Linked DNA regions of Homo sapiens: region 1 is linked to region 2. Evidence: chromatin loops called from intact Hi-C (ENCODE). Cell type or tissue: ascending aorta. All regions are shown on one strand. Links, peaks and the distances in the headings refer to the core of each region. The heading gives the core; the rest is flanking DNA.

Region 1 (16,407 bases), core at 5,268-13,267, 100 kb before region 2:
ATATTTAATTTGCTTGTATTTTGTTGAGAACTTTTGTGTTTATATTCGTAATAGATGTAGGTCTGGTTTTCTTGTGATATCTTTTGTTTTTGTGTCCATATAACCAACCTCATAAAATGAGCTAGGAATTGTTTTCTATTTTTTCAAAGAGTTTTTGAATAATTGTAATAATCATTTGAATAAATAATGATTCTTTAAATAATTGGTAGAATGCACTAGTGAAATTATCTGGGTCTGGGCTTTTCTTCTGGGAAGTTTTAAAATTACTCATTCATTAGAGGTTTTTTTTTTTTTAAGATTTTCTATTTCCTCTTGAGTCAGTTGCAGTGGTTTATGTGTTTTTAGAAATTTGTCCATTTCATTTATGTCCATGGCATACAATCTTTCATACCATTCCCTTATAATATGTTTTATTTCTGTAAGGTTAGTAATAATATTCCCTCTTTAATTCTCGATTTTAATAATTTGAGTCTTCTCTCTTTTTTTCTTAGTCAATCAAGCTGAAATTTGGTCAACTGTGTTGGTTTGACCAAGGAATCAACTTTTGGTTATTAAGTTTTGATATAACTTTTCTAATCTTTATTGCATTAATTAGTGCTCTATTTTTTATGTATTACTTTCTTATGCTTACTTTAGGTTTCATTTTCTCTTATTTTTGCAGTGTCTTAAGGTGGAAGTTTGGGTAATTGATTTGAGGTCTTTCTTCTTTTATAATGTAGATATTTATGGCTATACATTTTCTTCTAAACATTGCTTTAACTGCATCCAATTCATTTTAGTTTGGTGTGTTTTTGTTTTAATTTATCTCAAAGGATTTCTGAATTTCCCATATGACTTCTTCTTTGAATCACTGGTTTTATTTATGAATGTGTTATTTAATTTCCAAATATTTATACATTTTTAAAATTTTATTCTATTATTAATTTCTGATTTGATTCCAATGTCATTGGAGAATATACTTTGCATTATTCAAACCTTTTAAATTTACTGAGGCTTGTTTTATGGCCTAGCATATGGACTGTCCTGAAAAAAGCTCCATGTACACTTGAAAAGAAGATGTATATTCTACTGTTTGTGGGCGGATGGTCTATAGATGTTTGTTAGTTCTAGTTTGTTATAGTGTTGTTTGTTTATAATTATATATCCTTTATAACCTTCTTCCCATTCTATACATTATTGAAAGTGAGATTTTGTAGTCCCTAACTATTATTGTTGAATTGTCTGTTTCTTCCTTCAATTCCATAAGTTTTTGCTTTATGTATTTTGGGACACTGTTGTTAGGTATTTATATGATTATAATTATTACCTTTTTCTCATAGATTGGCCCTTTTATCATTATTATGTGTCTTCCTTATCTCCACTAATATTTTCTGGTCTTAAAGTTGATTTTGTCTGATATTAGCATAACCACTCTGGCTCTCTAAAGTTGCTAGTGGCACGACATATCTTTTTTCATTCTTTTACTTTCAACTTATCCTCTGTGGACAATATATAGCTGAATCTTGTTTTTTTATCCAATTTAACAACTTATGCCTTTTGATTTGACTGTTTAATCCATTCACATTGCATAATTATTACTGTGATTGGATATATGTCTGCCATTTTACTCTTTGCTTTCTATATGTCTCATATCACATTTTGTTCCTCTGTTCCACCTTTATTACTTTCTTTTGTATTAAATTAATGTTTGAAGTATAATATTTTAATTTTTAGTGATTTTTAGTATATTTTTAGCTGTTTTCTTAGTGGTTGCCCTAGGGCTGTGTAGACTGACTAAGAAAAAAGAGAGAAGACTCAAATTATTAAAATCAAGAATTAAAGAGGGAATATCATCACTAATTTTACAGAAATAAAAATTATTATAAGGGAATAGTATGAACAGTTTATATATTAACTTATCAGAATGATGTGTACTACCTTAATGCAAGTAAAATATAGACACTTTACTCTTACATAGCTCTATTCTCTCTTCCTCTTTTTTAATATTGTTATTATACATATTACCTATATATATGTAACGAACCTAAAAATATATTGTTATAATTATTACTTTATATAGTTTTATGTCTTTTAAAGAAGCTGAGAGAAGAAAGGAGAGAAATACGTATTTGTAGAATTTCTTTCATTAATCTTCTTATTTATCCTTTCTGAGTCTCTTCATTTATTTCCTGTGCATTCAGGTTACCAACAGTTGTCAGCTTCCTCCAACACAGCTCCACTCCCTTTCACCTCCTTTGGGCTCTTTTTGATAAATATGTTAGATTTTATCTTTGTTATAAGCCCTAGATTATATTTTGAGTGAAAGGTCTACACCAAGCTTGTCCAACCTGCGGCCTGGGGACCACATGTAGCCCAGGATGGCTTTGAATGTGGCCCAACACAAATTCATAAACTTTCTTAAGACATTGAGGGTTTCTTTTTTTCTCATGAGCTATTTTTAGTGTTAGTGTATTTTATGTGGCCCAAGACAATTCTTCTTCTTCCAATGTGGCCTAGGGAAGCCAAAAGATTGGACACCCTTGTGTCCAATTATTCTACACAATATAGAAAAATGATTACTTACTGCAGCCCTGGGTTCCTGGCCGACTAAAGAGAAACACCCAATAGAAACAACTTCCTTCTAGCAAGAATTAACAATGGTAATTAAGAGACTTTGTAACTTTGTGATCTGTTCAAAAGACTGCCCAAGGCTAAGCCTAAAGGAACTTTCCAAGTTATTAACGAGAGTTTCACAACTCTGGAGCCTTTTATGAACAGGACAGCAATGCACTGAAACTATCACAACTGCTTCAATGTCTGATATTCCTATGGTTATAGAGAACCAACATGAATATTGCAGTTAGAATTACTAGAGAGCTCTTTTTCTTATATAAACACTTCAACAAATATGAGTTTATGCATAAAGACATCTTTTTTCAGAAGCTGAATAATGAGCAAATCCTTTTTTACAATGTTTTATATTTTTGAATTTTAAAATTTGTTCAGCATCCCGAGTCAGACAAGTAAGAATGAAATCAAACGCAAATCTGGCAACAGAGATGTTTTGTGACTCATGAGTAAGCCATTCAGGTACAGACAATACCTGTCAGGCAGGTTGGGTGTGTTGCTAGATCACTTTCTCCATGCTCAAACACAGATATGATGTCTCGACACCCACATAAGGTATTTCATGCTAAAATCAAGAAATACTGGGAGTTCCACTGAGACCTTAACTTTCAGGAAAAATAAAATCAGTGTACTCATTGAAGAGTAGCTATAATCACTCTTTGGACACAGAAACGTTGCACTCTTTTTTGAAGGTTCTTTCTTGAAGCAGACGTTTCTTTCCATTTCTTTTTTTGTCAGAAAATCATTTCACAAACTGCTTTGAGATTTAACTAAATTTCTTATTTTTTTTTTTTTAAAGTTGAGCTGGGACTGGGCATGGTGGCTCACTCCTGTGATCCCAGCACTTTGGGAGGCCGAGGTTGGTGGATCAAATGAGGTCAGGAGTTTCAGACCAGCCTGGCCAACATGGTGAATCCTCGTCTCTACTAAACATACGAAAATTAGCTGGGCGTCGTGGCACGCGCCTGTAATCCCAGCTACTCAGGAGGCTGAGTCAGGAGAATGGCTTGAACCTGGGAGGTGGAGGTTGCAGTGAGCCAAAGTCGTGCCACTGCACTCCAGCCCAGGCAACAGAGCAAGACTTCATCTCAAGCAAAAAAACAAACAAAAAAAGTTGAGCTGGAATTTGAGCTTATTTATTATTCCTTGAAAATCAAGTGTAGATACCCTCGATTGCTACCATAGGGAGTGCCACAGCAAGAGCTCAGTGAGTATAATTTGTCCTCCTGTTTTTTTCTTTGTTTTGATTGCACATTTACTCTATCAATAATATGAATGTTTCAAATTTTGTCTTTGAAATGTGGACTAGCAAAATTACTAAGATACTGAGTACTTAAAGTTACTTATAAAATACCGCTTAAAGATATCAACATCTGTTCATCTGTAAAGCACTCTAGAAGTTGTTTGCAATTTTTACTGACAACTAAGTGAAATATAAAGATAAAACATTTGGATCTTTGATGAGCTTCAATTAGAAATGTTTTTTTCCAGAATATATCATTTTTCTAATGATAAATGGTTTAGATTGTGTTAATATTTCTGTTCCACAATTGTATTATTTCCTTTTGCCCATAGACTTTTTATTCATGCATTTCTTCAAAAAATAAATATTATATTGTTTCATCCCAATGCTTATATGGAGGCCCAGGAGGCTCTGCATCCCAACCCCTCTGTTTTCTGTCTTACCTGCCAGGTCAGGATGAGAAATGCCATTGGGCTTATTGAGGCAGGGATGGTGAGTCTAGCTTTCAGTTTCCTGTACCTGGCTGACATGATTTTCTTCACCGTCACTTGCTCTGGCTGGTATTTGTATCCATATAGAAAAATATAAACATAACAAAAGCTTTGGACAAATGAAATCAAATTCTAATTCTATTAGAAGGCACCTGATGTCATTCTCTTAATGACTTTTTAGAGTATTACTGCACAAATACCCTCCACCAGGGGGTAGGGGAGGAAGCCTGTATTCTCCTCTGTCTGCATATCTAGTACTTTGCTAGTGGCTGACTTGGTGCTCCATAAACATGCCGTTTCTTCCTGACACTTTCATTTTCTTAAGCCCATTAACAGCATGAGATAGACACATATGGGTGGATTCCCAAGTCAGATGCTTTGTTCTGAAACTATCTTTAAAATCTACTGTAGACTGATTTTCAGACCATTTTCCAGTGATGGAAACAGGCTCTCCCTGTGAATTTATGCAGCCTTGTTTCCCCTAACGTTTCACCCAAAATGAGGTTAGCCCTGGAAATTCCAGTGTCCCTTAGCTACAGGGGCCCTCCACTGAGAATGGCTTACTCCTATGTGTGGTACAAGTATTATGTTTGTTGCCTGTTCACATCCCAGGAAAAATACTGATTTCTGCTCCTGAAGTCATAAAAGATTATTCAATCATAAGCCTTATGTTTGGGATTATCTTCAACTATAAGCGGCTGCACACATTCAGCTTGTTCTTCCTGACTGAAGGGTCCAGAAGCAGACAGTCTATGGGTGGGAGGGTAACTCACAATGTCACCAGGGACCCAGTTCCTTTTCATTTCTACTCAGTCATCCTTGGCACAGGCGTGGTACTCTGTGTTACAAGAGGGCTGTTTGGTCCACCAGCAGCAAGAGGAAGGGAAAGGGGCAATGGGCAAAGATGACATGTCTATTGGCAAACTCTTCTAAAGAGATTTCCCAGAGGCAGGACGAACTTCTCACCCAAAATTTGGTTCAGATGTTGAGACTGATGATACCATATATGAATCCACTAAGAAAGTATGGAAAGGTTTATTGCTTACATAATGATCCAAAAATAGCTTTAGAATCCAGAGAAGAGAGACTGGCTTGGCGTTTATTGTGGGTAGAGATGAGGCTGGGGTGAAGGCTTTTGCACAGGGGTAGAGGCTTGTGGGGTTTAAATTTCCCACCAATTCCAAAGGAGGGAGCACCTGGGCCTTCTTTTCAGCTTCCTGGATATGGAACAAAAGGAGAAGAGGGAGTAATGAGATTTGAATGCAGCCAGACATCAGAAATGTAGTCAGACTCTTTATTGCACTGTCTCAATACCCTTCTCCTGGCATCTTACAGCAGGCTGAGAAATGTGGTGTTTTAGTGGCCACAATGGAGGGCTGTTAGCACAGGAGTGCAGGATGGAGGTGAGCGGGGGGGCAGGCAGCAGACTCTGCCAGCCCAGCCATCTCGTCTTTCCTGCTGACCTCCATTCAAAGATGAAAAGTGACCTTGGCTGTCCACAAGGATCAATGGTGTTGAGGTACCTGGCTCACTTTTGTTACATAACCAAGTCCAGTGAACTACAGTAATGTAGCCTTTTCCAAAGCTTGAAGGAGCAAGAGGAAAACCATGAGAAGGAAGAAGAGAGCTACCCTTTGGGACACAGCAGGGCCCAGTGAGTGTGTTCAGCTATAAATATGGGCATCCTAAAGATCCATCGCAATGGTATGTCCTTCTGTTAATTGCAAAGACAAAGGGAACACACAAGCTAAAAACAACAACAAGAACAACAGTAACAATAACGATAGAAAGCAAAACAGCCTAATTCTGTCCTCTAGGCTGGAGACTGTAATTTTTTCCCCACCGTAGGATACTGTTAAGTTTATTCTAGGGTGAGTGGGTGCCCAAGGGAGGCAGTGAGTATGGCTGAAGTCACCTGGTGGCAGGGTGCTCAGGGATGGCCACAAGTTCTACACGGCCCTGCAGGACCTGAGTCTTTAGTCAGTTGGGAAGCTCTACCTTCTGCCCCAGCCCAAGAGGGTTGGGGCAGTCACGGATGTAGCAGTTTTCGTAATTCACAGGGATCCATGATGAGCATTGAGCAGGCTTGATTCTCACACACATACGCAGTGGCCTGGTCTTCCTGCCTTCGGAGGGTACTCAGGAAAGGCAGCCAGTGGGACAGGAAACTCGAGGGGTCCCCATCAGCCAGAATCAGCACCATGTTAGGAATGTAGACAGGGTGGACGCACTGCACCAGAACTTTGGTGTCCTTGGCCTGGCGGTCTCCACAGATGGTGATCTGCCTGAGGGTCTGCTGCTGGGCTGAGAGGGCACGGACCATCTCCGGCAATGCCACCGGGACATGGTGCATGTGCTGGGAGAAGGCAGTCACTAGGCACACACACTTGTCCATCCAGTCCTTGTGACTCGTGAAGCTGTGCAACCAGAGCGGGTTGTGGGCTGACACGGAATTGGCGCTGGGCTCTGGAGACTGTAATGTTTTAAACTCTAGGAGGAATGTCCTCTGAAAGATTGTTCAGAAGAGGAAGTTGTTTTCCCCACTGGAAGGAAAAGAGGGGAGAAGAGTCAGAATGATTAGATAAAAGTGCTTTCCAATATGTTATTGTCCAGAGCGTGGTGTAGAAAAACAAAAGTATAGTAAAAAATGATTCTCCCTTTCAGTTCTCTCTTTAACCTTTCTCTCTCTCTCACATTTTTGTACTCAGATGTTGCTCCCTGCTTAAAAATAATTCTGCAGTTGAAAAGCAAGTCACTTGGGAAGATCTGCAAGTTAAAGCCCTACCAATAGTTTTCAAATATGACAATAAATGTCTGGGTGGTGATGAAGGGTGACTTGCAGAAGCACCATTTTCCATTGAGAAGGTGGTTATTGGCTTGCTATTAGAGGAGGAAGAAAAGATCTATGTTTATGGTGCTGATGGAGAAGCATTCAGAACTAGCTGCTTTTGTGTTTAATATTTCAGTGAGGCAGGTGTCCCTAAAGGCATGTTGACACTTACCTCTAAGGATTCAACCAGAAATCTCTTTGATTTGACATTTATTTTACAACTTTGATGTTTGTGACCACTGCTCAGTTCCCACAGGTTGCTGTTTGACCACGACAAGGTCACAAAGCCACGAAGCCATAAAATATGTTCAATTCAATAGCTAGTTATGGCTCTCGGCTCAGGGACCCCACCTCCCCAAAAACTAGCAGTCTAGAGGACTCCCTTGGCAGAGAATCTGAGCACATGCGTTCTGCGAAGCCTCTTCTGGGGTCCTGATTTATTTTTATTTTTTCACTTTCTCCCCTTTATTCTCTTGATGAGCTTCAAAAAAAAATTCCATTGCAGCTGGCAAGGCCGAAAAGGTACTTAATTTCAACCACATTTTTGGTACCCTAGGAAAACTAATTAGAAATAATATACAGAGAACAAGGTATGGCATAGATGCACAAGATCTTTGCAGGCCAGTGAGCAAACCAAAGATACGAGAAATCGTAGGTCTGCCAACCTTATCTTAAAGTAAAAAATTGAGTTACAAACAAAATACAAGTGCCACCACTCCTAGTGTGGAGAAGTCAGCTTGGGCCCATATCCCAACTTTAAGTAAAGTAGAAAACATTTATTTTATGTCTGCTTTGCCGTGACTGCCCTACAGTGGAAACAGGACATTTTTGCCATGAATTTATCATTTGATGCAGATGTTTGGCTCAAGTTTCCTGATCTTGTCAGCAAAGTTGACGTTAAAACATTAGAACAAGAATTGTGGTTTATTTACGTTTTCTTACAAGGTGTAAATTTGCATATATGAGCTTTGTTTTTATTGCAGCCTCTTAGCCTCTAGTTTTGGAGTGTATGCCCTATTTTTTCTCCATGAATAGTTTGATAGTTGTACTTAAATTTATGGGTTCTTTCTACCTCTTTCTACCTTTATTTCTCCAAGTACCAGCACATTTTATTACAGTGATTGCTGCTTTCCTGTTATTTTTTTAATGGCCATCAAGAAATATAGACTCCCATCGTAGCATTGCAGGTGGCTAACCCCATCTTGACCTCTAGACTTTTCTAAGTCTGCAAAGAATAAAAACAAGGAGGAATTTGCAAAGTTCATCAAGTCTAGACCTTCCTTAGAGGCCTAATGATTATATTTGAAGCCACTCTGGCCAGTTTTCCTGATTGGAAATGGTTAAAAAGTAGCTAGGAAGTTCTGAAAAAGCAAAAGTGGTTAAGATAACAAGTTAAGCATTAGCAAGGAAGTTTTTCTTCAGTTCAAGTATTAATACATGGTCTGGGCTTTAGGAGTAATTTTACACCAGTTGTCTGTTTTCCTTTCAGAGGTGGATGGAAAGTTGTTCTCAAAATGCATCTGAGTTGTTGAATATCCATTATGTTACAGGGAAGCCATTCCTTCTTCCAAAACAGTTTTAATTTTTATGGAGTCTAAGTTAAAACAGGAACATTTATTTTCTTATGGGTAAAGTTCCTGGAATGCTCTATTACATGGATTTAGTACATTTTTTGACCAAATAACACTTGACCAAACATTATTTTCAAAATTGATCTCTCTTTAAAAAACAAAAAGATTTAAAAATATGGTTCCTTTTGCTGATGAGCATCATACTTTGGCATTTAGTCTGTAAAACCTTGGCATTTAGTCTGTCTTCCTGGAGCTCAGTTTCTTGAAATGCACATCTCGCATTCAGGGCTTTCATACTCAACAGGTGGTACCAGCCACTGGTGTTCTGCTTATAATAAAAATGATACATGTGTATTAATATTGCTCTTGAAGTTAATAAACACACCCAAATCTGGTTAATTTGTTCAAATTATTGACAGATTCTCTGTGATTTACCAGGATTAATGAGTATGCAAATACAAGGAAGAATGCCCAGGATAGAGAACATCATGGAACATATTGTACTTTATTGTAAAATAAAAATAGCCCTGGACAGCCCATGGAATGCGTTCTAACAGCATAATCAGTTCTTTACTGTGGTTTTCCTGCCAGGCGGGGAGCCCTGTGTCACACAGGGTGGGTGCCAAGTGTCTGGTTTGCGCTTTGGTAAGATTTTTCTTTTTCTTCCTGATAATTTTCAGGTTTGCAGTTTCTCCAAGTGCAAAACATCCAAGCCACCCTCCCTCTGCAGTGGAGTATTGATTTTGTTCTAGATTTCTCAGCAAAGGTTGGGATATTAGAGTTCAAAACACAAGTGGGCAGGGTGAGCCCACAGTCTCTGTGACGGGGCCTGCTGGACACTCCCAGTCTGCCGGCGAATGGCAGAGGCCTGGGACAGCACGGTGGAATTTTCATCTCGTGCAAATGAACTTGGCCTCTTAGATCCAGGTCCTCTGCTACCAACAGTGAATTTGTTACAGTGTGAAATGCTGAGGCAACTACCTAAATAAATCTGGGCAAAATATACTATCGAAGCAATCTGGGATTTCCACCCTTCATGAATTATCTCACATTTTAGTCTAAATTGTTTAAGAATGACTTGCTCACGGCTGGGCATGGAGGCTCATGCCTGTAATCATAGCACTTTGGGAGGCCAAGGAGGGCGGATTGCTTGAGCTCAGGAGTTTGAGACCAGTCTGGGCAACATGGTGAAACCCCGTCTCTACTAAAATACAAAAAAAATTAGCTGGACATTGTGATGGGCACCTGTAATCCCAGCTACTTGGAAGACTGAGGCAGGAGAATCGCTTGAACCAGGGAGGTGGAAGTTGCAGTGAGCCAAGATTATGCCACTGCCCTTCAGCCTGGGTGACAGAGCAAGACTCCATCTAAAAAAAAAAAAAAAAAAAAAATGGCTTTCTCCCTTGCTCCCTTTTTGCCCTCTGTCCACATGGTCCCAGAGTCGGTGTTTGAAAAGCGGCTTTCCACTGTCCAGAGAGGATTATTCTTAACAGGCTGATGATCCTGGAGCCCACGGCCACACTTCTGGGCTCTAGTCACCTCTAATCCACGTTGTGATAATTGGTCATTTTGTTTTGTGCAGGCAAGACTTGGATGTGCAATTTTCATACCATCTCTTGATTGTTTACCCAAACAGAAAATGTAACCAGGGAACCAGCAATATGGTAGTTATGCACTTCCCAAATCAACTTGAAGTTGATCCTAAATGCACGCTGTTTCCACTGCTGCTTCTCTGATGCAGGTTCTGCCCCAGTGATAGTGAGCTGGGGTTACTGTGAACCAAGATTGCACACGGGGCTATATGTGGAAACTCCGACCCCATGGTGCCTGCCACACACTCACACACATACTCTTTGAGACCCAACCAAACCAGCACTCAGAGGCAAAGAGTTTAAAGAGGTGGGGCTTTATCCAACATTGGAACCATTTTAAATTCCCCAAGTAGCTCCATTTCAAGTTCTTCAGATGGCCTATGAAGATCGATAGGACGTCTTTCCCTAAGCCCTTGCCCTCGTGCCTCTCCTGACACACGCCCAGCATCTCTCTTCTGGAGGCCTTCCCTGCTAAAGCTCTTTCTGTGCAACTTCTTGGCTGACTCCTCCATCCCCAGGAGGCTCTATCTAACAGCAGCCTCATCAGGGACACCTTCCCCTCCTGCCACCTGCTCTGTGTTCCCCCAGCCCACATCTTCATTACACAAACTATTTGTATGCTCACTTATAAGCTTAAGGGAAAGAGACAGTAAGCTCGTCTGGGTAGGAAGTCTGTTTTGTTTACTGCAGTCTCCATATCCTATGGAAGGGTGCCGGGCCCACTGTAGATGCTAAATTAAAACCTGGTAAATGTTGAACAAATAAAATGATTAAATCAAATGGTGTAGTATGCAAGGAAGAAACAAAGATAGGGATTCAAGCCCTGCCTCTCTACCTGGCTGTGTGACTTCAGCTCAGTTATTGAACTTCTCTTGCTTTTAATCTTCTTATCATTATAATTACTGAGATTTGGGCCACGTTTTTAGAAAGTTAAGATTTTGTGTGGCTTTTTGAGCTTTGACACTTTAAAATTGTTTATCTTCTTTTCTGATTTTTTTTTTCCTGCTGGGCTGTAATTTTCTTAAGGGCAGGATTATTAAAGATGCATCTGTTTATTTCCTGAAATTCACAGGACAACACTTACACTCAGGTGCTCAATAATCATTTGTTGGAAATAACCTGTTTTGTTTTTTCCCCAGAAAGCCTGTTTCAAAAGGTGTATTTTATAGTATTTGATCTGCTAGATCGAGGGTTGGCAAACTTTTTCTGAAAGAAGTCCAGGCAGTAAATATTTTGAGTTTCGCGGCCATACTTTTTGAGATGGAGTATCACCCAGGCTGGAATGCAGTGGCGTGATCTCGGCTCACTGCAACCCCCACCTCCCAGGTTCAAGCTATTCTCCTGCCTCAGCCTCCCAAGTAGCTGGGATTACAGGAGCCTGCCACCATGCCCTGCTAATTTTTGTATTTTTAGTAAAGACGGGGTTTTGTCATGTTGGCCAGGCTGGTCTCGAGCTCCTGACCTCAGGTGATCTGCCCGCCTCGGCCTTCCAAAGTGCTGGGATTATAGGCGTGAGCCACCATGCCCAGCCTATATTTCTTTATCACAACTCTGCAACTCTGCCATTTTAGCCTGAAAACAGCCATAAACAATTTGTGAACAAATGGGCATGGCTGTCTTGAAATGAAACTTTATTTGCAAAAAACAAATGACAGGCTGCATTTGACCTGGGAGCTATAGTTTGCTGGCCCAGCACTAGACGGTTATTGTCATAAAATAACCATTTTCTAAAAACGAACTCTTTGTTTCCACTGTGTTTCTGAGTAAGTTACATGAGATCATTTAAGTTTCATTTCTATTGTTGGCCATTTGTTATATGAATAAAGATTTGCTAAGTGACCCTCAAGCTTGGGTCTTTATTTCATTTTTAGATTATATAAGGCTTGACCCACTTAAGAAATGTAACCGTCTTTTTATTTCTCCTATTAATTTTTTTTTTGTCTTTGTGACTATCTTGTTTATACAAACTGAACCTGAGACAAAGCCGCTAGTGACTGCTTTTTGTGGTTAAACTGGTTTCGAACCCACCAAAGTCTAGAAGAGGGAAAGAAAGAATTGTACCAGATTTGATGTGTTTTGTGTAACGTAAGCCAGATTGTACCTCCTTCTCTCTCTCCCAGGTCTGTATACAACTTAGGACCAAGAGGTGGACTTTGGTGTCTTAGTTCAAGCTCTAAAAATACCAGGGAAGCAGGGACCACGACACATCCCAGGCTTGGTGCAGAAACCTGACCTGAATTGGACCTTAAGATCAGAATATAGATCTATTGTCTTTCCTCACCTGGCTGTTACCAAACTAACTTCCGCATCTCCTGGGAGTGCTTTCTATTTCATCCAGGCAGTGCCCTTATCTGATCTGGAGTGGGTTTATCTCTGGGAGAGCTATTGAAGTGCCTGACAGGAGAGGACACTAAGAGTACCTCCAGTCTCCAACTGCCTCCTCCGGCAGAACTGAGCAAGTCCTAACCATGCCAAAAACATCATTATCTCTGGTTCCATCTTAGTCCCTGCACACCCTAGGATTCAAGGACTCAAGTAAGTTGGGGAGGGGAACATCTTTTCACCCCTGGAAAACCTTGTCTCCTCCCAAGCCCTGGGAGGGGAGAACTGCTGCTAATGAGATGCTGGTAGTTAGTCTTGTAATTTTTACAGTATTATCTGCAGAATGAATGACTACCAGCAGGTACTCTGAATCTCTTTTCTTTCTAATAAGATGTAATCAACGAACCAGATTGTGGCCTTGGAGCTGACCAAAGGATCAGCTAAAGGAATTGGACACATCCTGAGCTAGTTAACACATGGGTATTGTCGGTCTAAGATGCTCTTTAGGGGCTAGTGACTCATTCATGATGTGCAGGAAATGGCACAGACACCTCCATGACCACAGAAGGTTTCTACAGGCGCCGTCATCACAGGGTCTACAAACAGAAGGAAGTCAGAGAGAGAGGCTCAGGGGAAGGCAAGGCGGGGCTGGAGACCTGGATTCTACGTCGGAGTTTACCGCATCCTGGTTCTATTCCCAAAGTCCTCTCTGTGTGGCCATATGCCTGATTCTCAGCCTGGCTTCATTCCAGTCATCTCAGGATCTTACAAACAACATTGATGTCCAGGCCCCACCCCAGACCAATGAAATCAGAATCTCTTGGACATTAAAAAAAAAAATGAGTGATTCTTTCTGGGTGATTCTAATATGTGGTCAGGGTTGAGGCCACTGCTTTACTTCATTACATCATGACACTAAAAATACTACTGGAAAGAAAAAAGGAGGGCTACCATCTGCCTTCCAATCTCTTCAGCTGGGAACCTCTTCATAAGACTGTATCTGAAACCAGGATACGAGATCCTTATAAGTAATTCCATTTATAATAACAAAGAAAGAAAAGAAAGAAAGAAAGAGAGAGAGAGAAAGAAAGAAAGGAGGGAAGGAAGGAGAGAGGAAGGAAGGGAAGGGAAAGAGAGACAGAGAAAGGAAAGAAGAAAGAAAGAAGGAAAGGGAAGAAAGAAAGAAGGAAAGGAAAGAAAGAAAGAGAGAGAAAGAGAAAGGAAGGAAGGAGAAAGAGAATGAAAGGTGTTTACAGCTGGAAATCAAACAGAACTTTGCCTGACACATGTTCATTTTTGGCCATTTTTGCCTTTTTTGTGGTGTGAACCATTAGTTCAGCCCAGTTAACCCTGAGACCACCCACAAAGACTGAATTCAGAGGTGGCTGTCCAGTACAGTGATTCAAGGTGAGGCCTGTGAAGTGAGATCAAGATTTGAATTTCTGCTTCTCAGTTCACCAACTATTTGACCTTGGGCAAGTGACTTAATTCAAGACTTAGTTTTATCATTTATAAAGTAAGAAGAATAATACCTGTCTTACATACTCTGATTTGTTGATATGATAGTCAATATGCTATAAGAATAAATTAATAATTAAATGACACGGTAGACATAAGGCATTTAAATCTAATTCCTGATCCACAGCAAACCTTCAACAAATAGCAGCTGTTATCATCAGAGCTAAAACGAATCATGTATCTAGGCTAGGGTCTGGTTTCTTTGCTGTTTTGGATAATGGCTTAGGAATAAGAATAATGCCCACTGAAGAAGTCTTGATTTTTCTTAAAGCTCTAAGCTCACTAGAGTTTTTTGCGTGTTGCCAATTTCAATCAGATCCAGGAGTATTGGTTACTGTTGGCCTATATGATGAAGATTAACTTTTGGAAGAATCTTTCTGTGGAATGCAGGCCAAAAGAATTCTGAGGCTGCTTTTGATTTGCTTTGAGTTCGTTGCAGCTAATGTGAAGGATGCAAATATTTCTATATTCCCTACTATCTGCTTGGGGTCTTCAAGAGATGAGTTACAGTGACCTGGAGGTAACATTTTAAAAATGCTAGTTAAGATTAGTGTTAAAAACACAGACAAAGTCTGAATCTCTCCAATGCTTGATTTTAATTTTTAAAAAAGAGGAACATATTACAAAGGAAGCAGAATTTCAACATAATCTTTAGATGGTAAATTATGTTTTACATTAGTCTGCATTATTACCACAATACTTGCACCTGGCTGGTATGAGGAGTGTGTGTGTGGGTTAAAGGGAGCTGTTATTTACCTGCTTATCTATCAGACTGGTAATACCAATCTCACTCTGCAAATTTAACATCAGGGATTTACTGTTCATAATAGAATAAATGCATATTGAGAACCACACTTGAACTTAGCCCTTCTGACAGGAAACTTTCAAAGTTAGAAGTTACACTGAGCTTGAATTTTAAGAGAGAGGAAAAGTCATTTAATAAAACTAAAAAATGAAGGATGGATGGATGGATGGATGCATAGGTAGATGGATGGATGCATAAGTGGATGGATGGATGGATGGGTGAATGGATGGATGGATGGATGGATGGATGGATGGATGGATGGATGCATGGATGGATGGATGGATGGATGGATGCATGGATGGATGGATGGATGGATGCATGGATGTATAGGTATATGGATGGATGGACAGATGGATGGATGGATGCATAGGTAGATGGATGGATGGATAAATGGATTGATGGATGGATGGATGGATGGATGGATAAATGGATGTATGGCTAAATGGATAGATGGATAGATGCATAGGTGGATGGATGGATCGATGGGTAAATGGATGGATGGATAGATGCATAGGTGGATGGATGGATGGATGGATGGATGGATGAATGGATGTATGGATAAACGGATGGATAGATGGATAAATGGATGGTTGGATAGATGCATAGGTGGATGGATGTATGGATGAATGGATGTATGGATAAACGGATGGATAGATGGATAAATGGATGGTTGGATAGATGCATAGGTGGATGGATGGATGGATGGATGGATGGATGGATGGATGGATGGATGGAAAGATGCATGCATGCATAGGTAGATAAATGGATGAATGGATATGTAGGTAGATGGATGGATTGATTGAATAAAATGCTGAAGTTAATAGAATCCTCTGTTACTCTGTATGCCCATATGTTCTTCATGGCCACATGTAAGGTTAGCCTTATGATGAAAGATTGGCATCAGTATTGTCATTTTTATTTCAGCTTGTGCCTAGGTTACATGTTCTCATATGTTCCCCATAAACATTCACATGGTCCAGTGTGCAACTATGAAAGAAGCTTCCCATCACCTGTGCCTCCCAATCTCACCCCACTCACTGCAATCTGAGGAAGAAATCCAACACCAAACAAACACTAGAAAGCACCTTGCTGGCGTGGGCTTCCTGTTAACTAAACTAAAATTCCATCTCTAGGACTCAGTGAACTGACAAGTGTTATTGCTTCCAAACTTGGGCTATGTTCACTCCATCCAGGTGCATTTCTACAATTCAAGTAAACATTTTCACTGTAAACTTATTGCTAGTAAGAGCACACCACATCACAAGGAACAGCAAATAGCAGACATATCTTTGCGCCTTCACACAGCAGCACAGAAATTATATCTGGTACTTGATTCAGTGTCAGGTGGTATAAGCACTTCATCAACAAATGAAGAACAGAAGGGGTAACTGAGCAGCGACAAATATTTCGTTAAGTTCTGTAACCAAG
Region 2 (16,407 bases), core at 4,721-12,720:
GTTCTTGGCTGGCTTCTCCTTTTCACCGGTGGACAAACTGGTGGAAAAGTGGAGGGTCCTGTTTAAAAGAGAGTAGTTTAGTTAAATCACTGAGTTTTATTTCCTCCCACCAAACTATGAGTTGTTATGGTAAGATCCCTGAGTCAATGCCAATCTTCTACAGTCCTGGGAGCTTAAATACACTTGGCAAGCAACACCAAGTTATACAGTTTCCAATACTTAGAGGTATCTGTGAATGCAGATCTTAATGCAGTATATTCTTCTGGGGCTGCATTTTCTGTCTGAAACAGAGAATGTATCTTAGATGATGTGCTTAGCATAGAACATGCTTCATCTCAGGACTCAGTTAGGATAACAACAAGGCAGGCACATTGGCCAGTGTCAAGTGTGAAGGTCCAATTTAGGCCCTTACTGTGTTGAAGGCCGCTGGGCAGATGCCAGGACAGACACAGAGGCCAGGCTCCAGCACAGCGTCAGGGGAAGTCCATGCCAGGGTGTACTTGATCTGATCTCCCACATAACATAAATGATCCTAGAGACGAAGGTCCTGCCAAGAGATCTCCAGGTGACTCCAGGAGTCCTTGAGGCTGTGAATCTTTGCACCATACTTTAAATTTCTACAAAGCCCCAAATGCCTGTCGCCTCCTCAGCTCCTTTTGTAAAGGAACATGGGTAAACCATGGACCATTAAGAGTAGACAAAGTTTTGCCAAGTCCTTGGTGCTATGTAGGGAAGAGCTTCTCAGAATGTTCTACTGGGTCCCTCTAGCTGTGGAGTAGGGCAAATGAGCACCGGGGGTCTGGAGGGATAACCCGAAGCAGCCCCATAACTTGCATGGAATGTTTTTGAAGTCTTGTATTTATCTTAATAATTCATGAGAATTTTACATTTCTTTCCATGCTATACCCATGTCTATTTTATATTAAATGTAGCATTAATAATTGCCCGAAACCTGAAAAAAATGGTGCCCCAGAAAGCTGTACCCACAGTTCTCCTGTAGCTGCCCTGGGGGAACATAGGCCCCAGTTCAAAAGCACCGATGTATGGCATTAATCTCACTGATTATTCTAGAACCTTCTCTGGCCCACACTTAGAAAAACCACAGGCAGCCAGGGGCTTGAACCTAAGCAACATGCACACAAGTTCAGACCCAACAAAGGGAAGAATTTCCAGGAGAGATTTGTGCATAGGCTCAAGAAGCCTTTTAGAAAATGAACAAACAAAATATCTCATCATAAGTCAGGGACACCTAATATTTTGGATTCTCTGAACACTGATGTAGTCTACAGAGATCCTCCTCAGAAAAAAAAAAAAAAAACCACAAAACATTTCTTAGGTCTGTGTGTCCTTTAGAGATTTCTAGCGACCTGAGACCATCTGTGGGTCCCTAAGAATATAAAGATTCCCACTGAGATCCTTTGTGCAAAGGTCCCTTGTAGAGGGCATATGTTTTCTTTAAATGTTTTGAGCCAACGTCTAAACATTGAGAAAGTTCACACTGTTGTCTGGATCCTGGAGACTTGACAGCTTTGGACCTACATGATCTCATGGCTCCATGGAGGGGAGGAGCTGCCGCTGCCCCTGCAGCTGGGATTCCCTGTCCCCTCTGCCACACCACCCCCATTCCTCCTTCACAGAACCCGCCGGCCCCTGTGGCCGCTGAACTGGTGACTTGTCATGCCATTAGGTCATCGTCGGGGACATCAGGCCCTGACAGTGGCCAAGAGCCATCTGGAGTCCATGCTAGTCATCACGTGCCCCAGCTGACCTTCCACCCAGACCTGCTGCAGGGCTGTGGCTGGAGAAAAGCTGGGTCAAAGAAGCGGAAGAATCTACAGATACATCCAGTACTAGGAGCATTGGTTGCAGTGGAGGAGTTCAATTCCCCATATGGGGAATATTCTCCCCACTCCACTTGGAATGGAGCCATGAGGGTGAGTGGAGAGTCAGAGTCTGCCGCAGCCTTGGGGCAGAAACAGCTTCCCAGACAACATCGGCACCTTCCCTTGGGACGGTGGTGGCTGCAGCAACAAATTAACACAAATAGGGTGACTTAAAACAACAGAAATGTATTGTCTCACAGTTCTAGAGGCCAGCAATCTGAAGTCAAAGGGTCCACAGGGCCATGGCACCCTCTGGAGACTCAAGAGGAGAATCTGCCATTTGCCGCCTCCAGCTTCTGGTCTCTCCAGGCATCCACTGGCTTGCGGCTGTGTCACTCCAATCTCTTCTTTCTGTCTGTGTTTTCTCTTTTGTCTCTTCTGAAGACTCCTGTCATTGGATTTGGGGCCCACCTAATCAATCCAGGATGATCTCATCTGCAGATCCTTCCCTTAATTATATCTGAAAAGATGTTTTTTTTCCAGATGAAGTCACATTCACAGGTACTCGGGATTAGGACTCGGACGTATCTTTTGGGGGTCACCATTCAACCCACTACCCAGCTTCTTAGCCACTGGCATACGTCATAGGCAACAGCAGCCCCTAATAACAAGTATCAGTCATGGTGGTGGCTTTGCCAGTGTTCATGGTAAAAAGTGCCCTCCATGAGCCAGACCTGAGTGGGGAGGAGAATACAGAACCACATCGCAACTTGACTTGGATGCCCTTGGTAATGAGCATGAGAGCCCAACCGGAGGACACCAAGAGGTCTCTGGGAGAGATGGAGGCACATGAAAGAGGTCCTGGAAGAGTCAGTAGGGGCTGAGCCTGATTTTTTTTTAACATGCTGTGACCTATTTGCACCCCAAGGCTGCTGAGGCCTGGGGAAGTGCTTAATTTGCACAGCTGCATCCTCATGAGAGCCCTGGTCTCATCTGAGTCCACCTGCCCATGCCCCAAATCCAAACCAGTGTGTTCCACTCTCATGCTCTGCCAACCAGTATGAGGTGAGCCATCCAACACTCACTGAGCATTTCCCGTGTGAAGTTCCCATGCTGGGGTACCCCTCTCCCTAGAGCTCTAGATGGAGAGACAGAGAGGCATTCTCCAATCACCTGGGAAAAGTCAGTTAGGTGTGGATGCCAGAGGTTTTCATCGTCCTATTCCTGTCCCTTATTTAAAAAGTGAGTGGGCTCTGTGTTCACTGTCCCCTGGTGGGATGCAGTAGAAATAAAGGCAGAAATTGCCCAGCTTTGGTCTTCTGGAAGTCTAAGCCCCTGGGGGATTTCAGAGAATCTACTGAGCTGGCAAAATAAAAGGGCTTAGGGGTATGTATTAGCCCATTATTGCTATAAAGAACTACCTGAAACTGGGTAATTGATTAAGAAAAGAGGTTTAATTGATTCAGTTCTGCAGGCTTAACAGGAAGCATGACTGGGAGGCCTCAAGAAACTTACAATCATGGCGGAAGGTGAAGGGGAAGCACGTTTTACCATAGTGGAGCAGGAGGGAGAGAGAGACAAGGGGAAAGTGCCACACACTTTTAAATGATCAGATCTCATGAGAACTCACTATCACGAGAACAACAAAAGGGGAAGTCCACCCCCCATGAGCCAATCACCTCCCACCAGGTCCCTCTCTCAACACTGGAGATTACAACTCAACATGAGATTTGGATGGGGACACAGAACCAAATCAGATCAGAGTAGAAACAAAAAATACTGGACCAATAAACAGAAGGAACATTTCCCCAGATCAGGCAATTTTCCCCAGGTCAGGGAGATATTCTCCTGGGGTGTGGGGAGGAGACTGGGATAGCTCAGCAAGGTCCCAGGAAGGCGGCAGCTGCCTGGTCCTCTTAGGTACTTGAGAAAGGTATCTTCACCCCAAATGGGGCTTTGAACCTCAGGCCTAATTGCCCCAAGGGCCAGTCAATGGACTGTAATGTATATAGACTGATGATGAGGCCCAATGAGGACCAGAGGATCCACTCCTGCCCCCACCCCACTCAGCAGTTCCACAACCTACATATGTCCCTGAGACCATGATCTGGTCACAGAGTAAGGAAAGTGCCTTGGTTTGCTAGGGCTGCCCCAACAATTCCACAGACTGGGTGGCTTCAACAACAGACTTTTTTTTTTGTAGCACTTCTAGAGGTCAGAAGTCCAAGATCAAGGTGTCACTTGGCTATTTCTGAGGCCTCTCTCCTTGGCTTGTGGATGACTGTCTTCTGCCTGTGTCTTCACATGGGCTTCTCTCTGTGCCTGTCTGTGTCCTAATATCCTCATTACAACACTGATCATATGGATTTAGGGCCCACTCTAATGATCTCATAGTAACTTAATTGCCTCTTTAGTGGTCCTGTCTCCAAATACCATCACATTCGGAGGTACTGGAAGTTAGAACTTCAACAGAAGAATTTTAGGAGTCCGAATTCAGCCCTTTACAAAGAGGAACTTTCAGGAAATGATCCAGCTTGGTGAAGAAATGGTTCTCTTGAAATAAAATTTAAGTAAATAAAAAACACAGATTTCTCTTTTGTACACACCTCGGGATGTGGACTGATTCATGCCTACTGGCCCCCACAGGTGCCTTTTCCCCAGGCAGGAAGGTACAGATCCTGGGAGGGGCATGATTGTGTTTTTGTTTTTTATTTTTTAAAGGAAATCTCCAGGTGATTTTCAGTCCCTCCCACAGAGGCCCACTGCTGTGCCAAGTGGGCACAGGGCAAATCCCAAAGCTCTTGCTCAGTTATAAGACAAATAGTCAGTAGGTGCCTTCTATAGGCGAAGCGTTGTGCAAGGCACCTGGAGGAAAACTAAAGTATGTGGCCTGCCCTTACCTGTTATATACAGCAAGGCGCTCGGTCAAAGCAAAGAAAGCCCAAAGGCATTCCCAAGCTTGGTGCTCCAGACCTCCCTGTGCACTCACATGCCTGCGCTCTTTACTCTCATCCAGGTTCTTTCTCCCTCCCTAGATCTGCTAAGAAGTGTATATGGATGGGTCACCTTTTCCAAAGAAGGGTGGGAACGTCCTCCCATCAAGGGAAACAAGTGTCCTGTGGTGGCAAGGAATAAGGAGAGTGAGGAATATGACTTTGTGGCAAATGCTTTAACTTGGACGTAAGAGCTAAGTCTGGCATTGCTGCAATTGAATGGATACTATTGTCCCAACTTTGCAGAAGACTCTGCGTATCTTACTTTGGGATCCCCTGAAAGTGGACCTTTGGACAAAGATTTTCTATGCAAGCAGTTTCTTGGGCAGGGATCCAGGAAGCACAGTGAGGGAGAGGGGAACAAGTGCTGGGAAGGGGAGGGGATCAGTAGAGGACACGCTAGTCAGTGGGCTACTGCTGCAGGCGCATGGGGCTCAGTCCCAGTGGGGACTCTGAAGCCTAGGGCCATGAGCTCAAGTAAGCATGCATTGGAATAAGGAGAATGCCCAGACCTTGTAGGATTGTTGGTCATAGAGTCTGAATTGACATTGATAGCTGGGGACATACGGGAGCCAGGTAATACATGGAGTCCTGGCCCAGGTCTAGCTTACAGTGGATTTGTTTGACTCATAGACCACTGAGTGGTTGTTTTCCTAATCACTCAATAGAGAGTTGGAATGAAAATGCTTGGTGGTTGTCAAAAGTCTCACATTGGAACCTTGACCTGTAGCATAAGAGTTTTAATACCGGGGAAAGCCAAATAGAAACCCAACCCCTGTCCTTGGTCAAAATAATTTTTAAAAAAACAAAATGCATCCCCAGGAGAACAATGGAGCTTAGTGGTACCAGCAAAAATTTGAAGAAGGCAAGGGTGGTATCATTGCCATATCCCAATTTAATCTGTTAGGGAAGCAGGAGCCCAGGCGAGCCAAAGTGACACCATTTTTAAATCAATTCCATCTTAAAACTGGCAAGGCATATTTCTTGCCAGTCACGACCCATGGTCCTGAGATGTTTACAGCTAAGGAAGCAGCTTAGTGATGCTACAAGGACACACTCCTACAACAACAAAAAGTCCAGATGTCCCAATACTCATATATGTTTCCAAGATAATTATAGTTACGCTTTGATGTACTTACACACTAAAATGTCAAGGATAGTTTTATTTAAATCAATAGAATAATTTTGTCATGCTGTCAGCCCACCCGTATGTGGGCACAACTTGGTTTAGTCTCTACATAGACAAGACCCCTATATAAAAAATTAAACTTAAAATAAAGATGATACATTCCTCTGCTTGCTTCCTGAGGAATGTAATGGAGTAGTTTCTAATAAACTTGCTTCTTTCACTGTGCTCTGTGACTTGCCTTGAATTCTTTCCTGCATGAGATACAAGAATCCTCTTTTGAGATCTGGATTGGGACCCTATTTTCCAGCAACAAATCCATCAGTCTGGCCACTACAGAAATCAGAGGGTCATGGAGATGACAACGGGCTATCACAAACTCAAGCAAGTAGTAGCATCCATTGTAGCAAGTGTGCCATACGTGGCAAAGAGAGATTAACACAGCCTTTAGAACATGGTGTGCACAGGGGTGCTGCCCTTGACCTGGAAATGTGTACTTTGCCCTATGTATCAGCAAAAAAGACCAGAAGTAGTTCCCCTTCATGTAGGACTGATATAGATTTCTCCTGAGGCCTCTTTCCTTGACTTGCAGACAGCCACCTTTTCACTGTTTCCTTACCTGGTCTTTCCTTCGTGTGCACACATCCTTGGTGCATCTCCCCCTCCTTATAAGGACATCAGTCATACTGGATTAGTGTGCTACTCTTATAACCTCATTTAATCTTAATTACCTCTTTAAAGGCCCTATCTTCAAATACGGTCATATTGGAGGTTAAGGCTTCAACCCATGCATTTGAAAGCGGAGGGACAAAATTTAGTCTGTAAGAGGCACCATGGCACAGATAGACAGAATGACTCAGCCAGCTATGATCAGCCATCTCAATTCTGGCACAAGGAGCTCACAGAGTAGCTAAGGTGACAGAGAAGGAGATTCAGGTTGTGCCTGGACCTAACAGCAAGGGCTCCCTCTCATCAAGGCTGATCTAGCTTTGGCTGCTGCTGCATGTCCAACCCATCAGCAGCAGAGGCCAACAATGACACAGAGACCTGTCTAGCCCAAGTGCGTGCCCCCTCCCAGGGGACGAGTGTCGCCAATGACTGGCTTCTGCATGGGTATGTAGGTCCAGCCCCTTTTCTTCAATTTGGGAAAACTCTGATGGATCATTCCGGTTATGGAGCTCCTGTGGAAGCAACTGAGGTCTCAGTCATAGCACCATCACAGGTCAGCTTCTCTCTCTGCCCAGTTCTGCCATCCTCACTCCCTTACATGTGTATCTCCCAAGAACACTCCCCAATAAACGTCAGCACTCAGCTCTCAGAGTCTGCTTTCAAAGGACCTATGATAAGACAGTAACCTTTCTAAAACTGATCTGAGAATGAGCCTGCATTCAGAATATACTTTCCCCACTGTAGAACACTGGTGCCCCTCATCTACTTTAAATATTTCTGTGGCTTATTACCCTAGTTGAAATACACACCTGGCATTCTACAAAAGGAATCGAAGTATTGTCTCAAAAGACTATCTTCATAATTAATCAAGGCCCACTGAGCCATAGGGCCTCCAGCCTTTCCCTAACTGAGGGATACTTCTGCTAATGGTGAAGCTTGGTGTTAAAAATAATGTTTAGACCTGTTTTGTGATATTCTGAATGTAGAACAGCCAAAGCCATTTAGATTAGTGTCATTTGTTCTCATAAATGTGAATAAAATGCTTTGTGGGACTACCAAATTCTTTAAAACACGTTACATAAAATGTGCAGATAATCTTAAGAGATTCCTTTTAGAGTTGGTGTGTTTCATTCAATAAACTTGTTTTATCAAATCACATAACATTTATTTAATTGTCACCAATCATTCTTTTATTTCATCATATAGAGTATTGCATATTTGTCTTATTTATTTTTTTTTTTACCAAGAAATGAACTTTCTAAAACTTATGAAAACATTTGGACGGTAGCTTACAAAAATACACAGTGATAGATAGATTTTTCCTTATTCTCTTAAGGTGTATGTGGAAAATAAAGTACAAAGATCAATGGAGAAACTAATATCCTCCTGCCTGCCCATGTTTTCAAGCAATTAATAAATAAGAGAAAAGAAGAAGCAAAGAGACAACAAAAATATATAATGACATCCCTTCACATGGGGTGGGGGAGAAGCACCACCTCCTCTCCAACAGGATACCCACACCTTCCAGATTATCTGGGTAGACCTCAAATTCCAATACTCTGATCTGCCATCCTCAGAAGATCACGTAGGACTGTCAGATACCTTGTTCTCTTTGGGGAAAGGGTATAGAACACAGAGTCCCAGTAATCACACACCTTCTTACCCAGCCTACAATGGCTTCAGAGCACAGAGGCTGCAGTGCCCTTGGCTTCCTGACCAGGCGCTCCTGGTTGGCCTTCCCCCAGCACTTCCCAGCAGACCTGGTTCCTGGTAGTGACGCCTTTGCTTTTCTTCCAGGTCTATTTTTGTCCAGAGTCGCCAATTCCCCACCACAAGTCTCCGTTCTTTTCCCCCAAGGACCTTCATTGGTTTCCCTAAAGGGGTTTTCCCTTGCCCAATCCTGGTGCCTTTGAGTCACAGCCGGCATCCTTGCCAGGGGGCCACCAGCCCATTCTGCTAGCTGACCAACAATCCTGTTTTTGGGTCTAAGGAAAAGTGTCTCATGTGATCATCAGAGCTTGAGCCAGAGGACATATATGGGCAGGGCTTAGACCAAGGGCCAAAGGCAACAGGCCCCAAGTGAGGGCAGAGATGTGAAGTCATAGATAGTCACTGCTGCTCCAGGCACCCACCTGGGAGAGCCTGCATTGCCCCATGAGTGACCAAGTGGTCCCATTCCTCTGGATATAGCAAAATTAAGAACCTTAGCCATGAAGAGGTCAGGAGGCTTAAAGGGACATTTCTGAAGTTGGGGCCTTTGCACTTGAAGTTATCCAAGTAGTTGAGCATTAGACGTCTTCCTCTTAAACCTTGTACGCTCTCCACCAAAAGGTTTGAAGCCTGGTAAAACTCTTGAAAAAATGCACACCATTGTGGTAGCCATGTCTTCAATTAGCCCCTATCCATAGAGCAACATTTTAGCTCAGTGACTGCAAAGACACCCTCTCTTCTTATTTTATCCCTAATGCTTAGGTTGCTGCTGGCTAATACTTAGTATTAAATAATTTATTTAATACTAAGAAGAATTAAATAAATATTGATGGCATGAATGATCATTCTGACTTGAAAGGGCATTTATTGAACTTTTTAGTCCACCAAACACCATAAGCCCTTGATTTTTATTTCTTCTGCTCTAATTTCTCAGAGCTTGTAGATATTTCCTAGCAGGTCATCGTTGCCACCTGGGCAAGACAGGAAGGCTACCCTCATCCCACTCACTTGTTCTCCTTTTGATCATATACTCTCATGTTCGCCAATGCATCAAATTGGTGACCTTCTTCTAATCACAGACAAGTACAATAAGATTGGAAGGTGTCATGTTTTGGCAGGTGAACCTGTTTCTATAAGGATCCTGAAAAGACCAAGGTATATTTATTACCCTCAGTTTCTTTCCTTGACTTGCTCTTTGCACTCTGATGGGCCAGCCTTGGAATATCTCCAAGAGCAGCTGTTGGCAGGTCTTTCACCCCAGGAAAAAATTATCAGCTCTGTATTACTCAAGTTGTCTCTAAAGATGTTGGTCATTAGCCACTTCACTCTCTCTCGCCTGCTTGTGAAATATGGGTTGGATTCCTTCTGACATGTTACATCCCCAGTTGATCTCCTAAAGCAAATAGGAATTTATGGAGACATTCAACCCAGGAGTTTATGACCTGGCTGGGAGGGAAAATCTCCTGCACAAACATCTTCTCTAATTTTTTTGTATCTTTCCCATCTCAACATTCCCACTTCCCAAAGACTCTAATGAAACAGAAGCACAGTTTTTGATTGAGCACCCAGTCTGTCTACTATAATACTCTCTGGATCCCTTGTTACCAATATATTTATAATCCTATTTCTAACTAAGGAGTTTAGTTATAAGCTAAACTCCAGCATTTCCTCAGGAGGTGCTGGCCTCATAAATGTCCTGCAAGCAAGGAAAGTAGATCTTCCAGGAATGGCAGGAATCACGAGAAGACTGAAGGGTCAGCTCTTTAATTGGACCACCTCAATCGTTTGGGCTGTTAAACAATATTTTTGCTCAGTCTTTCCCACATTATAGTAATTAAATAGTTCCTTCCACATCCTCAACAAAGTCAAACACAGCAGCTTCACTGGGTGAAAAAGACCACTCTTGATTTGGGTGAAAAATGTTCTTTCCCACCCGTGAGGAAGGCCAAGCAGCGAATCCTCCCACTGCTGAGATTAGAGCAGTTATTTCTGCTAACACTGCCATCCCTTCTCTCTCCAGAACACTTTCTCTGTTATCAAGTTGAGCAAAGCAAGGAAAAAGTAAGCTGGTCAAATGTTTACTTGGTTGGTGAGCGTTGATAAAATGTTGGCCTCTGTGTGGTTCTGGATGAGACATGCACCCCCTGACCCAGCCAGCCCTGGGCTACAATGAGAACGAAGGAGCAGGTGATAGCTCTTAAACAACCAGCCAGTCCCAGGTTTTCAGCCCAGTGTTTGTTCACTTATCCCAGACGCTTGACTCACGAGGGACCGTGTTTATACTGGCTCTGTCCCAGGGTCACTTTGGTTGAGTGGTATCCATTGGTGTGGCTCCTACAGCAAAAGACCAAGTCCTGATGCCAAGAGAGATTAGGAGTTTGCAACGGGAAAGAAGAGGAATAAACAAAAAAGAGTGGCTCCAAGTCAAGTAAGTTGCTGAGCTGACTTGAGCTTGTTTCTACTTGTGGGAAACTAAAATCAATCTCTGGTCTGGTTGAAATAATCTTCAGACTGTCTGAACACCATAGTTGGTGGCACAGATTTACAGACATCTCAGCAGATTGGAGTGCAGAAGAGCAGAGAGTAAGTGGGTTATGAGCCAGCTTAAAGCTTCACTCAATGGAAACTGGAGCCCCGTCTTTCCAGAGAGGCAAAAAATGAATAATAATAATTGTGATGACGATGATGATGATGAGACATTAAATAAACCTCCTTGGAGCTTTTTGCTGACTTCTTCTGCTGGTGCCTGCACTTTCTGCCTCCCTAGAGGTTCCAACAAACCTTCTGACTCTAAAAGGAAACCCTTCTGAGACCAAAAGGATAGCCAATTATCTCAAGTTTTACAGCATAAATAATCTAATTGGATACTAAGAGGAGTCCAGATATTTGCACAAAAATTAAACCGTCACACAGAAGGGTGTTATACCCCTGCCTGGCCTCCTTCTTCCTAAAAGCCTGGAGAGTGAACAGACTTGAGTGTTGAACGACCCCCATTTCCTCCTGCTCTACCATGAGTGGGCACCATGGCCTCAGGCATGGGACCAACCTCTCCATATCCTCTCAGTTTGAGGAGGGAGGTGCTATCCACTGTGCCTCCCTTGATAGGAGAAATCAAGCATGCATTGAAGCCCTTGACAAAGAAAAAATTGCTGAACAGAAGCAAGGTCTGCAGGACATGGGTCCTATTGCTGCTGGGCATTTTGCAAGGATAAATATTACATAGTCACTCAGTTTGGTAGGAAGTTTGCTCACAAGAATTGGAACTGGAGGGGCTGGAAAATAAAAACTCCAATGGAAAAGGCTAAATTCCTTTTATCTTCATTCTTTATTGTTAACTACTTAAGCCACATAATCCCCTCAGTGTCAGGTATCCCAGGCCAAGAATCCTATATACCCAGGCACATCGCCACCCCTGCACCACCAGGCCACATAATACTAGAAATTCATTCAGAAAAACTCTTTCCAGATTGATTAATTGGTGATTGAATAAGTGAGGGAAGGAATAGGGGAAAGGGCAGAATCAGAAAATGAGAAGCGAACGCAGGAAGACAAAATTAGCGTGGCAGGTACAATGGCACCTGCCCAGATCCCCTCTCTATGGACAGATGGCCGCAGCTGCCAGGAGGGCCATTATACCCTTCAGAAGTGGCTGCAGTTGCAGAGAGATGCCTGACTAGGGCATCCCACAACTGACAGATCCAGGCAGGTGTATAAAGGTACCACTGGGTCATTTTAACCCAATGCTGAACAATGCTGCTAAGCCATTTTAGCTCCTGAGCTTCCCTGGCATCCGCTGAGGCTGTCTCCTCTGCATCACTGCTCAGCTCCCACCTCTGTCCACTCAAACTTTTCTTGTCCTCACTTCCACTGGTGTCGATCTCAAGGGCACCAAATATCCTATCCCTTAAAATCCATTAACAAATATCCTATCCCTTAAAATGCATCTCAGAATCTGCCTCCAGAGAACACGACTGTGACCACTAGGAAATGTAGCCAATGGAAATTCTCAAAGACTAAGAGGAGAATGAAGAAGGCAGGGGACACACTCATCTTCTTTGTGCTGTCATTGCCATTCCTTGTCTGGGTGTCTGCTTCAGCAAGGCACTGGAGCACAGTGACAAAGAAACATGTGTTAGGTTCCTGGGACCTCTTTCTCACCTTAGTTTTGTCACTCACGAGCTGTGTGGTCATGGATAAGTCAATGTCTCAGGGCCTCTTTTTGCAAGTTAAGAAACAAGGACAATAATGATCCTACCTGACATTTGAGTCATCATGAGGATCTCCTACGACCGTGGATGCCAGTGTGCACGGGAGATGGTAACACCCCATCTGCTAGTGACATTTCCCCCTTCTCCAGCCAAAGCTTGGAAAGACAGCAGGACCTTGAAAATGGCAGCCAGAAAGGCAGCCATTTCCACCCTGAGCTTCAATCCCCAGGCTGAGGAAGTCCTTGCAGGGAGGAGTTAGCTGCTAGAAGTCATGGGAGAGGGGAGGGTACTATCTCATTAAACTCTCACCCATAGATCATATTGAACACCTGCTACCTATGTGTTAAACTCCAGGCCAGTCCACACACATAGGGAGATGGAAATTAACTAAACCTGCAAACAAATAAAAACCTCCCACAGGGAATAAGCCAAGTAACAGGAGTTACAGAAGGCCTCCCTGAGGAAGTCACACTTGAAATGAGAACTGAATGACGAGAAGGAGGTATGTCGACAAAGGAGGAAGGGAAGGTGATTGCAATCTGAGATGAATATGAGTCCCAAGAAGTCCTCATGGTCAGGGGAGCAGAGAGCAGAAGGCCTGGAACACGAGGGTGAAGCTGGGAGAAGTTGGGAGGCAAGAGCTGAAAACGGGCTGGGGAGAGGATGAGGGCCAAGTTGAGCAAGTCCTGGCAGGTCAAAGACTATTAGCTTTATCCTGAATACAACGGGGAGTTGTGGAAGGGCCTTAAGCAGCAGGCAGATGGTTATACCAGCTGCAGAGGGAAGGATGGATGGCAGGGAGGTCAGAGTGGGTAGCATTAACAACCATGAGCATTGGTTGATTTACTACGTGCTTGACACAGTTCTAAGTGTTTAAATGAAGCACAGGCACCCAATAAAATAGGTACTATTGGCCGGGTGCAGTGGCTCACGCTTGTAATCCCAGCACTTTGGGAGGCCAAGGTGGGTGGATTGCCTGAGGTCAGGAGTTCAAGACCAGCCTGGCCAATATGGTGAAACCCTGTCTCTACTAAAATACAAAAATTAGCCAGGCATGGTGGCTGGCGCCTGTAATCCCAGCTACTCAGGAGGCGTAGGAAGGAGAATCACTTGAACCTGGGAGGCAGAGGTTGCAGTGAGTCGAGATAGTGCCATTGAACTCCAGCCTGGGTGACAGAGTGGGAGTCTGTCTCAAAAAAAAAAAGGTACTATTAAGATCCCCATTTTAAAGATGAAGACATGAAAATACACAGAGAACAAACAAACATGATGCCAACCAAGCTGTCTGGCTGCAAAGCCATACAGGTAACTACACAATACTACATGGTGGGTAGACCAGATGGACAGCTATTTTAGTAATCCAAATTTGAGTGACAGCAGTGGAATTGGAAAGAAGTGGATGGATTTTCAAGCGTGTAGGAGATCAAAAGAAAAGTCAGAACTCAGTTACACTTTGGCCACAGGGATGTGGGGAGATGGTTTTTGGGAGAGTGATGGGGTGGCAGTGAGAGACACTGAGATATAGGGGTCCAGAAGAAAACCAGGGTTGCAGTATCAGGACGGACAGGAGGTCGGGGACAGCATGAGTCCACTGGGACTTGCAGAGATTTGAGATGTCCCGGTGACATATTTCGTAGTGTTGTATTCTTTTAAGGATACCTGGTTTTATCCTCCTACAATATTCTGGCTCTTTCTGTTTGACTACGATCCATCTGGAATAGTCACCTGTTTAATATAATCTGGCTCCTGTGCACACAGGAAAGGAGCCACTGTCTCCCTTAAAGTCCCCTTCCAGAAGCAAGAGTGTCCTCACCCCTCCTCAGCCCAGCACATCCTCATGCGAAATCATCACGGGAAGCAGGACAGTCCCTGCTATGCAAGGAGAGGGCAGTTGAGCATGAGGGCTGGTTAAGAGAAGAGATTTCTGAGCCCGACTCCAAGCCCTACGATTTATGAGTTGTGAGATTATGTCTTTGCCCAATTTATTAATCTGTCTAAACCTCAGTTTTTCTATCTGTAAAATATGGTTCTTGAGAGGCTGCAATGAGATGATATACCTAAGAGAAAGCCCAGAGCCTGGCAGGCAATAGCCAAGCGATGGTAGCAGTTATTATCCCTAGTGGAAATCGCAGCACATGAACACTCTTGGATTGTTGTTTGTTTCACAGCTCGAGTCTCTGGAACTGGAGGAATCCCTTCCAGTTACCTCCTGTTCTTGCTTTTCGGATGCCGGGGGCCTCTCTTGCCAGAACAGCGGTCATGAGCCATGAGGGCAGTTTCTACACATCTTCCTAGACAGGATGGCTTGGCTTATGATCTGGAAGATGTTTTGCCACTGTTCAGCCACAAGAATGGTTGTCATTTGCTCCGTTGCTTGTAAAGGAAGGCTCGTCTATGGCATTTGGTTAGTGAGAGCAGCAGTTTAGAGAATAAGGAAAGAAGTTTGTTTGAAGAGAGTCTCAGAAAGTGAAAGGTAACTGTTTTACACAGATGATGGATGAAGCGACTCCTTTTGCAATAAGCCCTTATCTTTCCTTAAAGCTTGTTCCAAGGGGGAAAGCCTATCACCTGGCCTACTGTGATTCTTGGAGTCTCCTCTGGCAAAAGAGGTGGCAGTTGTGGCTTGCCTCCATTTCGTTTTCTCTGCTGAGACCTCCAGAAAGTCAACCTGCCTCAGAAGGTGCAGGTCCCATGGGTTGTGGCCCCTCACGGGATGGTTACAAGGCAGGCAACTGAGTCACACATTTCGTTGCTTCCCAGGACACTGGAGACTTCTCACCTTGAGGGTGGGAGAGGTCTGACGGTTTGAAGGAAAGAGGGATTCCTACATACTGCAGGTCTTGGTAGGGAAAATGTCTTTGTTTATGAAGCCTTGGCGAGCACAATCATGAGTGATTTGGGGAAGGATTTCCTGGGGAATGGAGACTCTGTGAAACAGACAGGTCTCGCCTCATTTCTCTCTAGTCCCTGGCAGCAGCTGCTCACAGGAAAGAGTGCAGGGTCTTTGCTAAGATTCACTGAGGTTCCAGCACTGCATAGAAACAAGTAGCTAAGTGTCCCAGTAATTGTCACCATCTGTACCTAAGAGAAAGGAAAACCTCACGTGTGACCATCTTTTTTTTTAAGCAATCATTTCTTGAGAGAATAAAGCAGAAAAACCTGAACTTATCCTTTTGCTTGTACTAGGAGAAAGAGAAAACGCAACAAAACACACACACCTGACCCCTAGCTAACCTTTCTCAGGATGGGGATGGGAGGGTCCTGTCTGGAATCTCAGAAGTTGGGGCTTCCTAAGGCACCCCTACACCCCCGTTTCCTGGAATCTGCTAAAAGAAAATGGAAAACTAGCCGAGATATTTGACTGAGGTTTCTTAAGAAAACATATTCTCGGTTTGGGTTGTTTTCTGAGGGGAGGGTTGGAGCGATGTGGTTTAAGTAAGAAAATTGCTCATGAACAGTGATGGAAATAGTGACTCTCTTGACTGTTCCACATGTCTCTGGCTATAGTTACAGGAAGCAAAGTGGAACAGTGTTTGCGAATTACCTGGGGAACACGGGCAGAGTGGACAACTGATCTAAAAGGCTGGAGCCAAGAAAACATCACTGCATCAGTGATCTGGGTAATTCCATGGCTGGAGCATGTGTTTAGTTACTTAAGTGGAAGGTGGGGACGATCTTATTTCGGGAGCCTGGCTAGACTCCAAGATGAAATAAGATAACCTACTTCATCTAATTTGTTGCCCACACTCCCTAGAGACTAACGCATCTCAGGTCTCTCTGACGTCTATCCTAGTGAATCTCAAAAGATTTATTTTCATACTCTTTTAATAAGGTCAGTCAACCAAAATCTAAACTACTTGACTTGACTTTGAAAATGG

The links. Hi-C counts contacts between places; a loop is a spot of excess contacts. Peaks named below come from ENCODE experiments on the same cell type or tissue, not always from the same donor. Only the 100,000 strongest peaks of a DNase experiment are listed, where the experiment ranks them.
Region 1: a loop joins it to region 2, with 6 times the contacts of the local background. A loop is called at or near these places in 10 of 110 quality-filtered maps.

The regions. Positions count from the first base shown.
Region 1 is chr21:38,231,857-38,248,263 of GRCh38, forward strand. It overlaps a transcript of KCNJ15 not described here and the pseudogene SPATA20P1. Among named protein-coding and RNA genes, the nearest start is that of KCNJ15, 17 kb to the right of the region's middle. RefSeq lists enhancers at 13,269-13,348, 13,429-13,478. In ascending aorta, for the core only: no CTCF peak of the experiment used is centred there; DNase peaks (open chromatin) are centred at 9,345, 9,585 and 13,241; H3K4me3 peaks cover 322 bases; H3K27ac peaks cover 5,786 bases.
Region 2 is chr21:38,333,319-38,349,725 of GRCh38, forward strand. It overlaps LINC01423 (long intergenic non-protein coding RNA 1423), which reads right to left and starts at 12,758. Exons shown (of 6, transcript NR_110545.1): 1 at 12,577-12,758; 2 at 1-58. RefSeq lists enhancers at 1-585, 1,688-1,857. In ascending aorta, for the core only: a CTCF peak has its summit at 8,313; DNase peaks (open chromatin) are centred at 7,003, 8,533 and 10,573; H3K27ac peaks cover 6,956 bases.